Linked DNA regions of Homo sapiens: regions 1 and 2 are each linked to region 3. A link is an interaction called in ENCODE POLR2A ChIA-PET data of the cell type or tissue named here. Cell type or tissue: GM12878. All regions are shown on one strand. Region 1 overlaps ANKRD44 (ankyrin repeat domain 44). Region 2 overlaps ANKRD44 (ankyrin repeat domain 44). Region 3 overlaps ANKRD44 (ankyrin repeat domain 44).

Region 1 (5,000 bases), 81 kb after region 3:
ACCTCTGCAGTTTTTTTTTAATGTAGTACATTTGTGCCAGGCACAGCAGCTCGCACCTGTAATCCCAACACTTTGGGAGGCCAAGGAGGGAGGATCCCTTGAGGCCAGGAGTTTCAGACTAGCGTGGGCAACATAGGGAGACCCTGTCTGTACAAAAAAAACAAAGATTTGCCAGGCATGCTGGTGTGTACCTGTAACCCTAGCTACTTAGGAGGCTGATGTGACAGGATCACTTGAGCCCAGGAGTTCCAGGCTGCTGTAAGCTATAATCACACCACTGCACTCTAGGCTGGGTAACAGAGTGAGACCCTGTCCCTAAAAAATAAATAAGATGTGGCCAGGCGCGGTGGCTCATGCCTGTAATCCGAGCACTTTGGGAGGCCAAGGCAGGTGGATCACCTGAGGTCAGCAGTTCAAGACCAGCCTGGCCAACATGGTGAAATCCCGTCTCTGTTAAAAACACAAAAATTAGCTGGGCATGGTGGTGGGCCCCTGTAATTCCAGCTACTTGGGAGGCTGAGGCAGGAGGATCACTTGAACCCAGGAGGCGGAGGCTGCAGTGAGCTGGGATCATGCCATTGCACTCCAGCCTGGGCAACAGAGCAAGACTCCATCTCAAAAAAATAAATAATGTATAATATTTGGATAAAAGTGCGGTAATTTACAGGCATGAGCCACCACACCCAGCCAAATTCTGCATGAGAAAGTGGAATAGAAGTATAAGCTCAAGGAGAAAAAGGAACAATGTAAAATTTCCAACTATCGAATAATGCTTGCTCATGTATTTTTTTTAAATTATACTTTAAGTTCTAGGGTACATGTGCACAATGTGCAGGTTTGATACATATGTATACATGTGCCATGTTGGCTTGCTGCACCCATTAACTCGTCATTTACATTAGGTATTTCTCCAAATGCTATCCCTCCCCCATCCCACCACCCCACGACAGGCCCCAGTGTGTGATGTTCCCTGCTCTGTGTCCAAGTGATCTCATTGTTCAATTCCCACCTATGAGTGAGAACATGCAGTGTTTGCTCTTCTGTCCCTGTGATAGTTTGCTGAGGATGATGGTTTCCACCTCCATCCATGTCCCTGCAAAGGACATGAACTCATCCCTTTTTTATGGCTGCATAGTATTCTACTGTGTATATGTGCCACATTTTCTTAATCCAGTCTATCAGTGATGGACATTTGAATTGGTTCCAAGTCTTTGCTATTGTGAATAGTGCCACAATAAACATATGTGTGCATGTGTCTTTATAGTAGAATGATTCATAATCCTTTGGATATATACCCAGTAATGGGATTGCTGGGTCAAATAGTATTTCTAGTTCTAGATTCTTGAGAGATCGCCACACTGTCTTCCACAATGGTTGAACTAACTTACACTCCCACCAACAGTGTAAAAGCATTCCTATTTATCCACATCCTCTCCAGCACCTGCGGTTTCCTGACTTTTTAATGATCGCCATTCTAACTGGCATGAGATGGTGTCTCATTGTGGTTTTGATTTGCATTTATCTGATGACCAGTGATGATGTTGCTCATGTATTTTTTAAGTGAAGGTGGGACACTCAAATCACAATAGTGTTTAAATTCCATTCAACACATTTTAAACAGTGATATAATGTTTCCATTTTAAAAGTCAACATTTGTATTATGCCAGGAATTACATCCTTTGTATCTTTCCAACTTTGTGATGAAAAACTTTAGATGTCAACCCCCCAAAAAATGTGCAAGGGAATACATAGCGTATAAAAATCTTTTGGTGGTAGGGGTTGGGGATAAAAAATGTTGCCATGAGCTACTTGTAAGCATCAGTAGATGGCCCAGCATGGCCATCCTCTCAGTCCACCCAGGATCGGTGATGGAAATCACACTCTGCCTCCTTTGGGCCCTACTTAGCAAGATGCTTTAAACCAAGAGTGCACATTAACAGTGACTTCCTGTGCAAGTCTTTAAAGAGCTGTCCCAGTTAAAGCCTGTCCAAAATCTCCACAGTACAAAAAAATGGTGAGTAAAACATTTCTTCCCATACTGTTTCCTTGACTGGAGAAGTTGTCCCAGATCTGTTCATGTCATGACACACTAAGCCATCAGCCACACATTCTTGACTATACATATTTATCAAGACACCAAGAAGAAAAAATCCACCAAACAAATATTAGCAATATTTTATATCACCAATCTTTTTACTAGGGTTATTTACATAACCAAAAATTAATCACTTCCTGTCCTTCCTCTGTTCATGGTAAAGATCCCAAGAGGAGAAAAAGAAGGTAGATAAAGTAGATAAAAGAAGGGAAGGATGGTGAAGGAAAAAACACAGCAGCAGAGACTGGCACTACATCATTCACTTATTCAATAGTCACTGCTAATCTACTACTACTGAGTTAACCAGAGTCTTAGATACTAAAAAGTTGGGGTACAAACATTTTCCCCCAGAAGTGAAGAGAAATTCAGTGGCTTAGCTCCAACCTTCCCAAGACACACACTAATCAAGGGGCTAAAAATGGACTGAAACCAGAAGTGAGAGCCTCAATGAAGAAACTTTCCCCACTCCATGTAAGCAGGAAAATGAAAGAGTTCATTAAACATATCTGCATTTACACACATCTAAAGATTAGGCAGTGCTGTGACAAATGTTCCCTTCAGATGGCCAATCTTAAATACATCTCACAAAATTCTAAAAAAAGAAAACAAAGCATATTAGAGAGGAATTTTGGGGATGAGGGCATGGGAAAGCCTTAGTATTTCAGGATTATTACCAGTCACAAGTGTTTTCAAATAAGAATGAAGTTCCACGGTCTTCTGTGTATCACAAAGATCTTTACCCACAGGGGAACGATGAGGCAATATCCTTATGGCCTTGCACACAATGGGCTCCTTCTTCTAGACCAGCTTAGAAGTGGGTGATACATTCTAATCTGGATAATGCAGATGATACGATACTAGAACCACATGATAATTACCCAGGCGGCAGCCTTCAGCATTCTATCACAGGGTGTTTATACAGCATTTTAGGCTGTATCCTAAATATAACTGCAGAAATGACACGTGATTTTATAAGTGCTGTTTAAGAACAGGATAGGCAAATGAAATGCACCTCAGACTGAGCCAGAAAAAATAAGAGCTCTACCTCCACTAACAATCAACAAGCAAAGTAACAGCCACTGGCCTCGGTTTCTCCCTATGAAAAATGGGGATTCTAATGCTCATCTCCTGTCTTCACCAGACAATTTATAATATTGTTCAGAAAATGCTGGAGGTCCCAGACAGCTTAGGTACTCGGTCACTGTCCATGTTTTCTAAAGTTGTACACTACATTAATTTCTTTACAAATCTTTTAAACAAGTTTCTTTAGTCTTAATTCTCTCTGAAGGATAGAGAAAAGGAGGTCAGTCAACACGTGTCATCTTTCATATAGAAGTTAGTTTCACTTCTGAGAAAAGTGAACCTTTATATGAAAGATGACATGTTGACTGACCTCCTTTCTGGCCTCGCTAACCAGTTCAAGGTGCCCATCTTCATCCAAGATCAAACAGAACTCCAGGCCTAGGAGGAGTTTCATAATAACTCAAATGACTCTGGAAGTACAAGAGCAAGAGTCAGATGCTCTTTATAATTCTAATGAAATGAACACTGGAAACCACACACACACATATTTTCATTCTCTCTCTGTCTCTCTGCACCACCCCTCCGCCCCAACACACACACAAACTTATAACCCACACAGAAATTACCAGACTTAGCTTCAGAGAGAACCTTCTAGAATAATGAGCAACATTAGATTAGTAGACAGCTTTAAGATTTATTTTTAATTGTATAATTTCCATTTGTAATACTTGACCTTTAAACTGTGTTTGCTTAAAATTAGCCTCCTACAAAATTAAGGCTATTTCCATCCCCATATTAATCTAGAGTCTCTACTTGGGGAATAGAAAATATTAAGATTTCTGTTTTGCTCTCATATATAAGAAGTAAAGATCTCTCTTCCCCCATCTTGGCTCTTTGAGTGCATCAAAAGTACATATTAACTGTTTCTGAGTCCACATCTGGAGTTTAAAAATCCTATAGAAAAGGCAAGTGATTTAAAATATAAACATATGGCTTCCTTCTCTACAGTGATTCCTAGGCAGAGGGAAAAAAAAGTTGAGTACAAACAAAACTATTGTTTTAAGGAGGATTGTTTCTAATTGAAAGCATACCAAAAAAGCTAACTAAGCTTCTACTTTCTCCTGGAGAAAATAATAAAAGCAAGAATTCCCACCTCAATCTAATTAAATCTAGATCAAAGTGCAACTTAGGTAACACTAGGACTGTAAGAGTGTAGCACTCGATTTCTGAAGAGGATGGCCCCAAGTCTGCCCTTGAGTTAGAGCAAGAGGTTGGCAAATTTTTTCCTGTAAAAGGCCAGATAATAAATATTTTCAGCTTTGCTGACCCTATAGTCTTTGCCACAACTACTCAACTCTGCTGTTGTAGCGCCCATAGACAAGACGTAAACAAATAATACAACTTTATTTATGGACAAAGAAATTAGAATTTTGTTTAATTTTTATGTGTTGCAAAGTATTATCCTTTTGATCCTTTTCAATCACTTAATATAAAAACTATCCTTGGCTCACGGGCCATTTAAAGCAGGCAGCAGGCCATATGTGTCCTGTGGATAGTAGTCTGCAACCCCTGGGTTAAAACTATAGAAGACTGGAGCAGCTGCAAGAATAAACTCTAAAACAATGTCCTCATTTCTTAAAGAAAACTGAGGCCCAAGGAGGTATAATGACTGGCCAGGATCTCACAGCCAATTCATGGCAGGAATGGAGTTAAGAAAAATACTATTCAGCCTCTGGAAGAGCTGGTTGAAAAGGTAAAAGCAAGGCTGGGCACGGTGGTTTGCTCTTTCCTATAATCCCAGCACTTTGGGAGGCTGAGGTGGGCAGATCCCTTGAGTTCAGGAGTTCAAGACCAGACTGGGCAACATGGTGAAACCCTGTCC
Region 2 (5,000 bases), 93 kb after region 3:
CCAACCCTTCAGAAATAAACTTGTTAGATGCACATGTTATTTGGGTTCAATAAAATAGGATTTTGCCTGGGAGGACCCAAGGTATTTGCTAAAGCAACACCTCTGAAGAAGGCTAAGGTGGGCCCCAGCTCACAAGAGACAAGCATGGCCTTTGTAAGGATTGCTCCCTTTATCCTGTAAGAAGTTCAAGAGGATTCTCAAAGAACCACACTGAGAACAGCCCCAGGGGTTCTGTGTCCCCACAGCCAGGCTCCTGGAGATGCCAGAAGACAAACTTCTTGGAGAAAGGACTCCTCACCCTTAGACAAAACTCAGGATGTGTTTACCAAACCTGGGAAACTTTAAAGCTGCCACAAACACACTTGGGAGAAAATCAGAAGTTCATAAAAGGCAGATACTTTTTGAACTGAGATTCCACAAGATGAGAAAAGACTGACATTGAAATATGTGAGGAGCTATCTTAGAATGTTAGAGCTTGGAAGAATTTAGAGAATTTTCTACCTGTTCCCATTTTGACAGACAAAGAAACGAAGGCCAGGACTTACCCCAAACCATACAACAGTTAGAAGAACCATGAGTAGAATCCACGTCTTCTGATTCCCAATCTAGTGTTATTTTTAAAACAAACTAAAGCAAAACAAAATTTTTTAAATAAAAAAAGCAAAACTTTTAGAGACAGGTTAGAATTGTAATTAATTTCCATGTCTAGGCTCAAACAGATGTTTCCACAAGTCTCCCTAATTTTACTAAAAGCTCTGAAAGCTTTCTTAGGGGAAAATGGTCTTCTGGTATAAAAGATATCCTAGAAAGCTATGCTTGGATGCTTAAGACTCCCCAGGATGGGAGCAAGGGGACTCTAAGCAAACAAAAACCAAGAAATGCAAACAATTATCGACTTAGTAATCCCTGAAACAGCCCAAAGTGGACTATATATTTATTTGCTTAGCTCACTTTATAGAATATAAATTTTAAGTTTTCAAAAGAGGAGGCAAGTGAAAAGATCCTTAAAAATTATGAATATCATAATTACAAGCTGGATTCATGAATCATTAATTTCAACCTCTTAGGCTACCAACATATTTACAAACATAAACACTGATAAGGGCAAATACCTGCATTCCCGACCTCTGAAAGCAGCCAAAGCCAAATAATATATTGGTTAAAAGGTTAAAAAGGAGTAATCTATAAAGAGGGCAATCTTAGGCCAGGTGTGGTGGCTTACCCCTGTAATCCCAGCACTTTGGGAGGCTGAGGCAGGCAGATCACATGAGGCCAGGAGTTTGAGACCAGCCTGGCCGACATGGTGAAACCTCATCTCTACTAAAAATACAAAAATTAGCTGGGCGTAGTGGTGCAAGCCTGTAATCCCAGCTACCCGGGAGTCTGAGGCTCAAGAATCACTTGAACCCCAGGAGGGGGTCGGCGGGGGTTGCAATGAGCCAAGATTGCACCACTATACTCCAGCCTGGGAAACAGAGCGAGACTCTGTCCCAAAAAAATAAAAATACAGAATAAATAAAATGGGTAATCTTAGATTATCTATGAATTGAAGTAGGGTGGAGAATAGGAATTAGTCCTAAGTCATTGACATGGGTTAAAATCCTTCTCTGGAACTTGAAGCTGTTTGACTTTGTTACCTGGAAAGCCTTATTAGAGCTCATCTGCAAATACACCCTTCATAGGCACATTTGTAAGAAATGCTATAACACAAACCATGTGAAGAGCATCGGTCTCCATTACAGGCACCAAGTCACAGAAGGGAGAGGGCAGAGCTGAGGCACCATAAAGGCATCCAGTCCAACCTCTTCATTTTACAAAGAGAAACCTGAAGCCTACAGAGGTTAACATGTCTTGCCAAGGGTTGGCTAATGTACAACATATGTCACTTCTCCCTTCCCGTGTACCCATAGCAAACACTGGTAATCAATCACACTTTCTCGGATCCTTGACTGCAAGAGTCAGAATGTTTCTATCACATTACACCTGCAAGTCCTGGACCGATCAGAACTCATGTGTGACATGGAAGCTGTTTCCCAACTCTGCACAAGGTCATAAAACAATCTTTGTAATACCTGCACCACTGTAGACCTGACTCAAAAGAGACAGAGTAGTCTGCTAGTCAAACTAGTTTACTGTCACTGTCAAGCCTGTGGTGAGCAAACATGGAGTCTATGTGAATATATGATGACCACATATCCAGGTTTACCCAGGACAGTCCTGGCTCACGTCTATTTGTGGCTTCATATTGAGTAGTATCACCTATGATTCTCAAACGGATAAAAATGATATAGTCATCCTAGTTCTGTGTAGTTCCTAATCATTCACAAACATTTATAAATGTTGTTTCATACATGATGTGTCAGGAAAAAAAACAAAAACAACAACAAAAAACACTTAACCAATCACCAGGAGTTTTCTCATACAAAGGGGCTTTCAAATAATACTAAACCCAACCAGTTTTCAAGAGGGACTCAGGGACCACTGTCCAAGCCAATCTTTTTTATATATTGAGCTTCAATATGAAATTTCTTCGGGGGAAAAAAGGAGTGTCATAGCTTAAACAAATTTGGAAATCACAAAATTATCAGATCTCTGTAGCTCTGCCTGTTTTTAAATTATTTCGTGCTATACTTTAGCCTATAAAAATTCACATTATCTTGTAGAAATACAAATCTTTTTAAAGAATCTTTCATTTCTGTTTCTGGTACAAACAATTTGTGCCTTTTTGAGTTCGTATTTGCTCTCTGTTTACAGCAAAAGAGGAAGTAAAAAGTTGAAATCTTAAAAAAGAAAGAAAGAAAGAAAAGAAAAAGAAAAAAGTTAGTTCCATTAATCCAGAGCTAGAGCTTATGTGCTGGCGTTGGCTAAAGAGCCAATCATATATGTAAGAGAAGAATAAGTTTATTTGGAAAAGTCATTGGTGTAGAGAACACAGATATCAGCTATGTGCACAAGTGAAAGGTAATGATATTATCACACGAAAAGTTTAAAAATTTTAACTGGCTACCCAGACAGAAGACTAGAAGGAAACATATCAAAATGTCAAGAATAGTTATCTCTTGAGTATACAGGCTTCAGATGGTTTTAAAATTTTTTGGTTTGCTCATCTAGCTTTCTGCTTTTCCTATAATGACCGCAGTTCGTTTTATATATATATATATATATATATATGAAAAAAATCACTGAACTACCAACACATCATTCACCGGGGTGAGGAAATGGAGAGGCTAATGGGAAAAGCCAGGTATAAGCCAGGCAGGGGCAGAGGCCTCAGAGCAGCTCCTTACTATGTACAGAAATGGGTCTGGCCCAAGAGGCAGAAGGAGTTCAGGGAACGCTGTTCATCCAATGGCTTCTCTGTAAACAAGATCAGACACCCATTAATCCCATGGCTGCACTGCCCTTTCAACTATGAAAAGTATAGCCTTGTGGTCAGAGCCCCACCTGTGCAATCAGACTGCCAGGGTAGGACAGTGTGCTAGATCACTTACTGGGCGTATGACCCTAAACCGGTCAATTAGCCTCTCTATTCCTGTTTTCTCATCCATAAAATAGAAATCACACCACCACCTACCTCCTAGTGTGGCTATGAGGATTAAGACATGATTCACTGCAAAGGCCCAGTATACAATAAGAGCACAATAAATGTGTGACATTATTAGGTCTCTGCCATGAAACACCAGCCTCAAGTGCACTCTCAAAACCATGTGATTGGGTCCTGAAACAACCAGAAAAGGTTCTAAATAAAGCCTTTCTTTTCCCTTCTTCTATGCTGAAGACAGGACTACAGCATACTGTTTGCTTTAACACCAGTGCTCTAGGGAGCCATGGAAGAACAAGGGCAGCCCAGTAAAATATGTAACACGTCCCAAGGCCCCACACTATGGGCTAGAAATCCTGCTCCCAAAGTTACACAGGATTTCTAGTCTCTTGCCACTGCCACCGCTGCCAGCCACTGCCTTTGGCAAGAAGGTAGGTGACTCAAGTGTGAACTAGGACTTGGCAAGGGAACACCAAACCAGAAGGCCTCCAGGCAGGAAGCTCCAAAAAGGCCACCTGCTGAAACAGTTTGTCTGCAGGCAGCCTCCGAGATGAAAGTAGTGTTCTGCCATCATTAACAAATGCAGGTAAGAATAGTGGACACTTTAAACATGCAACAGAACTTACCATCCTAGCTTCATAACTCTGAAAATAAATTTCGGGTAGAGATCCAGGCTGAAGATACGACCACACACTTAAAATGACTACAGTGCCTTTAACTATATGACATAAAGAACACCCTAAAACAGTCAATATCAAATCAATTTTCAAAAAGGTTTCATGGCTATCTTTGAGTCAAATGCCTTAGATCTGTATTTAACAAAATTTTCTTTCCCAAACTTAAAATTATCTCACTTTACCAAAAAATATAAAACTCCTAATGTCCACATACAAGGAACTAATTACATTATTATATTAATGACATAGTTGAGGATGTTCTATGTTACACAGGGTAACCAGTTCCTCCCAGTTTGCCTGGAATTTTCCCGGTTTTAGCCCCATATGCTGGGACACCAGTCAATCTGCACAAACCAGGATGGTTAGTGCCCCCTAAGGCTGCAATAAAAATTATGTGTGCCCTGTGAAGAGGAAAACAGAAGGGACACTGTTACAAAAGTTACAAATGCAGAAGTGCTAAATGCCAAGTTTGTTTGTTTGTAGTGATAGCTCCCAGTTCCTTTTTTACAGTGAAAAAAAAAAAAAAAAGACTAAAAATTACACTGGTCTCTCCCTTTTTCTTTTTACTCTCCTGAAAAAAAAAGAGTTAGGAAAAAACATTTTCCTTCTCTTACAAGATTGAGAGGTCACTACAGGACTGACTGCTGAAGTAGTGTCTGCTTCACCTAGCAAGCTCCTGCACCCAGCTTTAGCTGGAGAGAAAATGTCATCATCTGTCACCCCTGACTTTTGCCACATTTAAAGACAAATCCAGACAATTTGTGTTTCAGGTTATCAACAGT
Region 3 (5,000 bases):
GCACAGAGACCACAGGAATCCACTCCTACTACCTAAGAGACGTCTTACAGAAATTCCTTTGAGTTAAAGTTTCCCCTGTTGAAATCACCTCTGAGTGAGTGAGGAGACTATCTTTCAGTCACACCTTAGTGGAGAATGTTTACTTAGGTTGTTTTTTCTTGACTCCTAAAAAAAGAACAGCAGCAAGAGGAAGTTGGGTGTTTCGAATGGAGACAAAGAAAGAAAACAAATGTGATTTGAGGCCTCCTAAGAAGGACTGTCTTGAATCCAATGCTGGGCTTGAGATGTGTTGAGAAGCACTTATTGAGCTACTACTGTATGGCAAGCACTTTTCATACATTATATTGCTTCCTCTTCACCCCTAACAGTGAGTTACGATTAACATCTTCCGTTTACAGATGAGAAAACCAAGGCTCAGTAATGTAAGTAACCTGACTGATGTTATAAAGCTAGTGAGGGGCTGAGGTCCCATCCAGACCAAGATTTCTCTGACGCCAAAGCTTGTTCTGTTCCCATTACACTGAGCTGGTTCCTCTGGGAAAGCATCAAAGACACACTTGGTACACTCAGAAATAAATGTTCCTTAAGGCCAATGCCTATCTGACTCTAACACCTTCTTCCAGAGATTAGGAAGGAAGCAAATTGTCCTCATGCAAGGCAGGCCTTAAGAGAGAAGGATCACCCCCACCTGTTGGAACATCTTGTCTTGGAGAGATTAGGGGGCCACGGGTTGTGGACTGGAATGGCATGTGTCATCCTCCTTCGGCTCAGATATCATTCCTCCCTTATGGAGAGAGGCAGCTTCAAAGGGGGTCAGAAACAGAAACTGAGCACAGTGAATGAGAGGCTGGAGAGGCAAATGTCCTCCTGCCACCTTTGATGGGGCAGAGGCATCCATGTGGGGCAGGATGTGCTCTGTTTGGTGGTATTGGAGAGGGGGTGTCTAGAAGCTAGTCCTGTCCTGCTCCATCAGTGGGGTTTACCTGGGGATCACACACTCCCTCATAGTATGTAGACGCCACTGTGCACCTGCATGCCGAGAAAAGGCAGCGGGCCAGGAGGACCCCCTGCCTCTTCTCTAATCATATCCCACCCACCCCTATGCCATGACCTAGGCTGCAGCTGCTCTCTAAGGACTCCTTGGTCCTGCACCCTCAATATTCTGGGAGATCACAGGAGTTGCCCTTTGGGCAGATCCAAGGACACCCAGGAGCAGCATCACCAGCACACGTGGGCAGGGAAGGCATAGTTCCTGCCACAGAAGCAGTGACACAGGGAGCAGGATACCTCCAGGGTGAGAGACAACCCAGGGATGTTGTGGGGAAATGGGGAGCAGGAAGAGATGGCAAGTAACACACACTCAGTGTTTTCTGCATATCCCAGTGAATCCTCCAACTATCCCCATTCTGCAGAAAATTTCAATAACTTAGCCAAGGAGCCAGGATCAACCAGGTACTTCCACCAAAGTACCTGTAACAGAAGACAAGAGTGAACGTCTTTCCCTACATGTCTGCCTGAAAAATACGTTTTTAACTTAACATTCACATGAATTTTACAGTCTAGTGCTGCCTTAAGATATCCATGTTCATTTCAATGGAAAAATAATGTCTTTAGTTAACTAACTTAAAAAAATTAACCATCTGTGAAATCACGCTAATCCCATGAGTACATTTCTCAGGGGTACCACCTCGAGGGGCACAAGAATCTTGGGCCAAGTCAGGGCCACACCATCCTGCTGCCCCAGGCACCATGAGATGCTCCTTCTTTTCCCAACTTGGAGGTTCCAGGTGTTCATTAGGAGATGCAGCAGGTTATAAACCATAACTCAGAGAAGAGGAATAGTGGGGGGCAGCAAGCAGGAGACGACGCAGCACAAAGAAGCCCCAAGAAAGGTGATCGACAGATCCAGACCAACAGAGCCAAAGGAACACAAGCACCTCGGGACTCCAATCACTTTGCCCTCCTCAGGTTTGTGACCAACACTCCGGTGATGAAGGGCTAGTAATCAACAGTAAGCTCATGCACGGGAATTCCCTTCACTGAGCCTCTCTCTCTCTCTCAGTCTCTCTCTCTCTCACACACACACACACACACACACCCCACAGCACCACTTTGGGGGAAGGAGAGGAGATATTGCAGAGCTAGAGTTTTGGAACTGGAACAAGGAGGGACTTTCTGGTGGATCAAAGTATGCTAGAGATCAGGCAGTACTAGAGCCAAGAGTTTGCAACCAGGCAGATAGGGATCCAGTGGGAGCACACTGGCACCAAACACGAAAGTCATCTGGCCTCTGAAACTGGCTTTTATGAGCCAGTAAGTGTGTGAGCTTAGATCATGGATAATTTTCAAAGAAACCACTTGTATCACACAGTCCCTATTCGAGAACCCAAAATGCTTCTGCACTAAATATTTGAACCCCTATGTATTTAATGGTTATCTAGTCAGTCCATTGTTGCCTAGACAAAGGCAAATTCTCAGGAATCTACCAAGACCATAAGTTTTAGAAGGGCAGGGATTCGGTCACTGTGGTCACCACTATATCCCTAACTGCTAGCACATAGTAGGCCCTCAATAAATCTCTGCTCATGATTCATTCACATTCATTCAAAATAACACATTTGTTCACCCTGCCTCTTCCACTCTCCTTTTATAGGGAGTATTAACCAAAAAGGTTATTGCAGGCTCTCACAGAAGAACTTCTACATGAGTAAAAATTCTGCATCACAGCAACTGCAGTGGTGTCATGTCAGACATGTTTTTGCTCAAAAGAATTCAGTTAACACCCACAAGGAAGGGAGGTGGACACGTACACACACAAACACACACTTCAATCAGGAACTCGGTGATCACATGCCCACGGTGAGAGAGAAAAAAGGAAACACGACCCCACAGCTTCCTCTGCATCTCATTCCAGAAAGCTTTTCACAGTGTGAACATCTCACAGAGCTGACTGGGATTCTAGTGTTTAAAGAAACATATTTTTCATACAAGTTGGCCCCTAAATGCAAGCCAACTTCTTATCTGGTGCTCAAAGAAACAGCAATGCGGCTCCAACTCTGCAGGCCAAAGTGGCTGTGTTGGCCTCCACAAGGGATAGTATACAGGCCTCCATGGTGGCACCTTCCAAAGAGATTTTCAAGAGTAATTTTGACTCTACAAGACTTCTACCTCACACATATAGGGGCTTAGCCACCCAGCGAGCTATGACCCCTCTAACACAGTCTGGTATATCACCCAAACAAGGTTAGCCTGAAGGAAGGAGAAGTTCTCAAAGGAGAGCATTATACATCTTGTTACACAAGCGGTCTATAAAGTAAGTCTGTTTAATGTAGACAATGTTATTTTTGGCATATCATCTTCCAACCAGTTTTCTGGTTTTCAAAATAATATCTACGAGGTGATTACTCCAGAGAGCCCACTTGGAATTTTTCTGATTTTTTTTCTAATTTATTTCAGCACATGTTATTTCAAGATCTCTATGAAACATATTAAACACATTTAACCTTACCTAAAATAAAACCAACTCATTAGATGATATAAAAAACATCTCATTAGCAAAGCACTGATAAATATTTTCTCTCTTCCAGCTAAGCATTGCTCATTATACACTTGAGCACTGTGCAGTCTTATCATGCCACAATTATCAGCCTCATACGCTGAGCCTAAGCATAAAACTATTATTGAGCAAATAATGGAATTGGACCTGTACACTGCTAAGCTCCTGTAGACTGGCTCATACAATCTGGCCGATTTATATAGCCAGTTTGAACCAACTGCACGTTTTCATAAACAGGCAATTCTCACACTTTTAATGATCTGATTTATTAGACCTTCTAAGTAAACAAGCTTAGAACTCTTTCTCTTTTTAAAAAGGTACATACAGCAACTTTAAGATATTATATGTGTATGTATCTTGGCAATACTACAGCACCTTTAAGAGGGTATATGTATCTTTGGGAAGATAGACTGTTTTCTAAAGCATAGTCTAGGTTTCTCTAATGCTATGTGAATTTTAGAATCACTTTAAGGCAATCAAGTCACTTTGGAGACAAAGAAAGAATAAGATGAAGGTAGCAACTGAAAAGCAACCTCAGATAAGCTATAGCTATTTTCATATTCTTTACCCCCATAATTTTTGTGGGAAATTACTATAAGGAAATGATCAGAGATGAGCACAAAGATTTATGTTCAGGGTGTATATTAGGGTGTTGGTTATTATAGAAAAAAAACCAAAAGCTTCTTAATTGTCCAATCTCAGGGACATAATAAAATATGGCACATCAAAATGATGGGATATTATGCAGCTATTAAAAATGTCATTTCAAATAATTTTTAAAGACTTGGAGAAATATTTATCATATAGCATTAAGTGACAATTTAAAAAAAACAGTAAACAAAACTATATCCAAGGCCTAGCCTAGTGTCTGGCACCTGGCAAACATGCAAAAAGAATTTTGTTGCATTAAGTAACATATACAATGAGATAGCAAGTCTATATTTTAAGTAAATATGTACATACATACATAAAGAGGAAGAGTAAGAGAAAAAAGACCAAGTCAGTAGTATTTATGTCTTAGTGATTAGATTACAAGTTATTTTCTCCTTTTTTCTTTTGCTCATCTGTATATACCACATCTTACAGTTAATACCTATCACTGATATAGTTGGGAAAGAAAAGAAATGCTATAAAAACTAAATGTGAAAACACACATTTACATGAAATTGCATTTTAAATGGAATTTTAAAAGAGTAATTAGAACACAGAAGCCTGCCAATCCCAGCAGCAACAACAGAAGCAAAGTCTTGAATTGGAAGGTCACATATGCCTGTTCCCAAATAGATGCTCCAAGGCAGGCCAAACTGGAATTCTGGGACTAGAAGAACAGCTGGATTTTTTTGTTTTTGTTTTGTTTTTTTTGAGACAGAGTCTCACTCTGTCACCCAGGCTAGAATGCAGTGGCACAATTTCCACTCACTACAACCTCTGCCTCCAGGGTTCA

What was found. ChIA-PET counts read pairs that join two places held together with the same protein. Peaks named below come from ENCODE experiments on the same cell type or tissue, not always from the same donor. Only the 100,000 strongest peaks of a DNase experiment are listed, where the experiment ranks them.
Region 1: POLR2A ChIA-PET joins it to region 3 with 27 read pairs; 14 of 35 experiments call an interaction of 5 or more read pairs at or near these places.
Region 2: POLR2A ChIA-PET joins it to region 3 with 13 read pairs; 15 of 35 experiments call an interaction of 5 or more read pairs at or near these places.

What each region holds. Positions count from the first base shown.
Region 1 is chr2:197,290,893-197,295,892 of GRCh38, forward strand. All of the region lies in intron 1 of ANKRD44 (ankyrin repeat domain 44), which reads right to left. All of the region lies in intron 5 of ANKRD44-IT1 (ANKRD44 intronic transcript 1), which reads right to left. Among named protein-coding and RNA genes, the nearest start is that of ANKRD44-IT1, 9.1 kb to the right of the region's middle. In GM12878, no CTCF peak of the experiment used is centred here; a DNase peak (open chromatin) is centred at 2,887; H3K4me3 peaks cover 3,486 bases; H3K27ac peaks cover 3,858 bases.
Region 2 is chr2:197,302,822-197,307,821 of GRCh38, forward strand. The region is part of intron 1 of ANKRD44 (ankyrin repeat domain 44); the gene reads right to left. Among named protein-coding and RNA genes, the nearest start is that of ANKRD44-IT1, 2.8 kb to the left of the region's middle. RefSeq lists enhancers at 1,974-2,103, 4,569-4,618, 4,659-4,738. In GM12878, a CTCF peak has its summit at 4,599; a DNase peak (open chromatin) is centred at 1,982; H3K4me3 peaks cover 4,759 bases; H3K27ac peaks cover 5,000 bases.
Region 3 is chr2:197,209,978-197,214,977 of GRCh38, forward strand. All of the region lies in intron 1 of ANKRD44 (ankyrin repeat domain 44), which reads right to left. Among named protein-coding and RNA genes, the nearest start is that of ANKRD44-AS1, 14 kb to the left of the region's middle. RefSeq lists an enhancer at 2,815-3,054. In GM12878, no CTCF peak of the experiment used is centred here; DNase peaks (open chromatin) are centred at 94, 2,183 and 2,834; H3K4me3 peaks cover 2,627 bases; H3K27ac peaks cover 4,946 bases.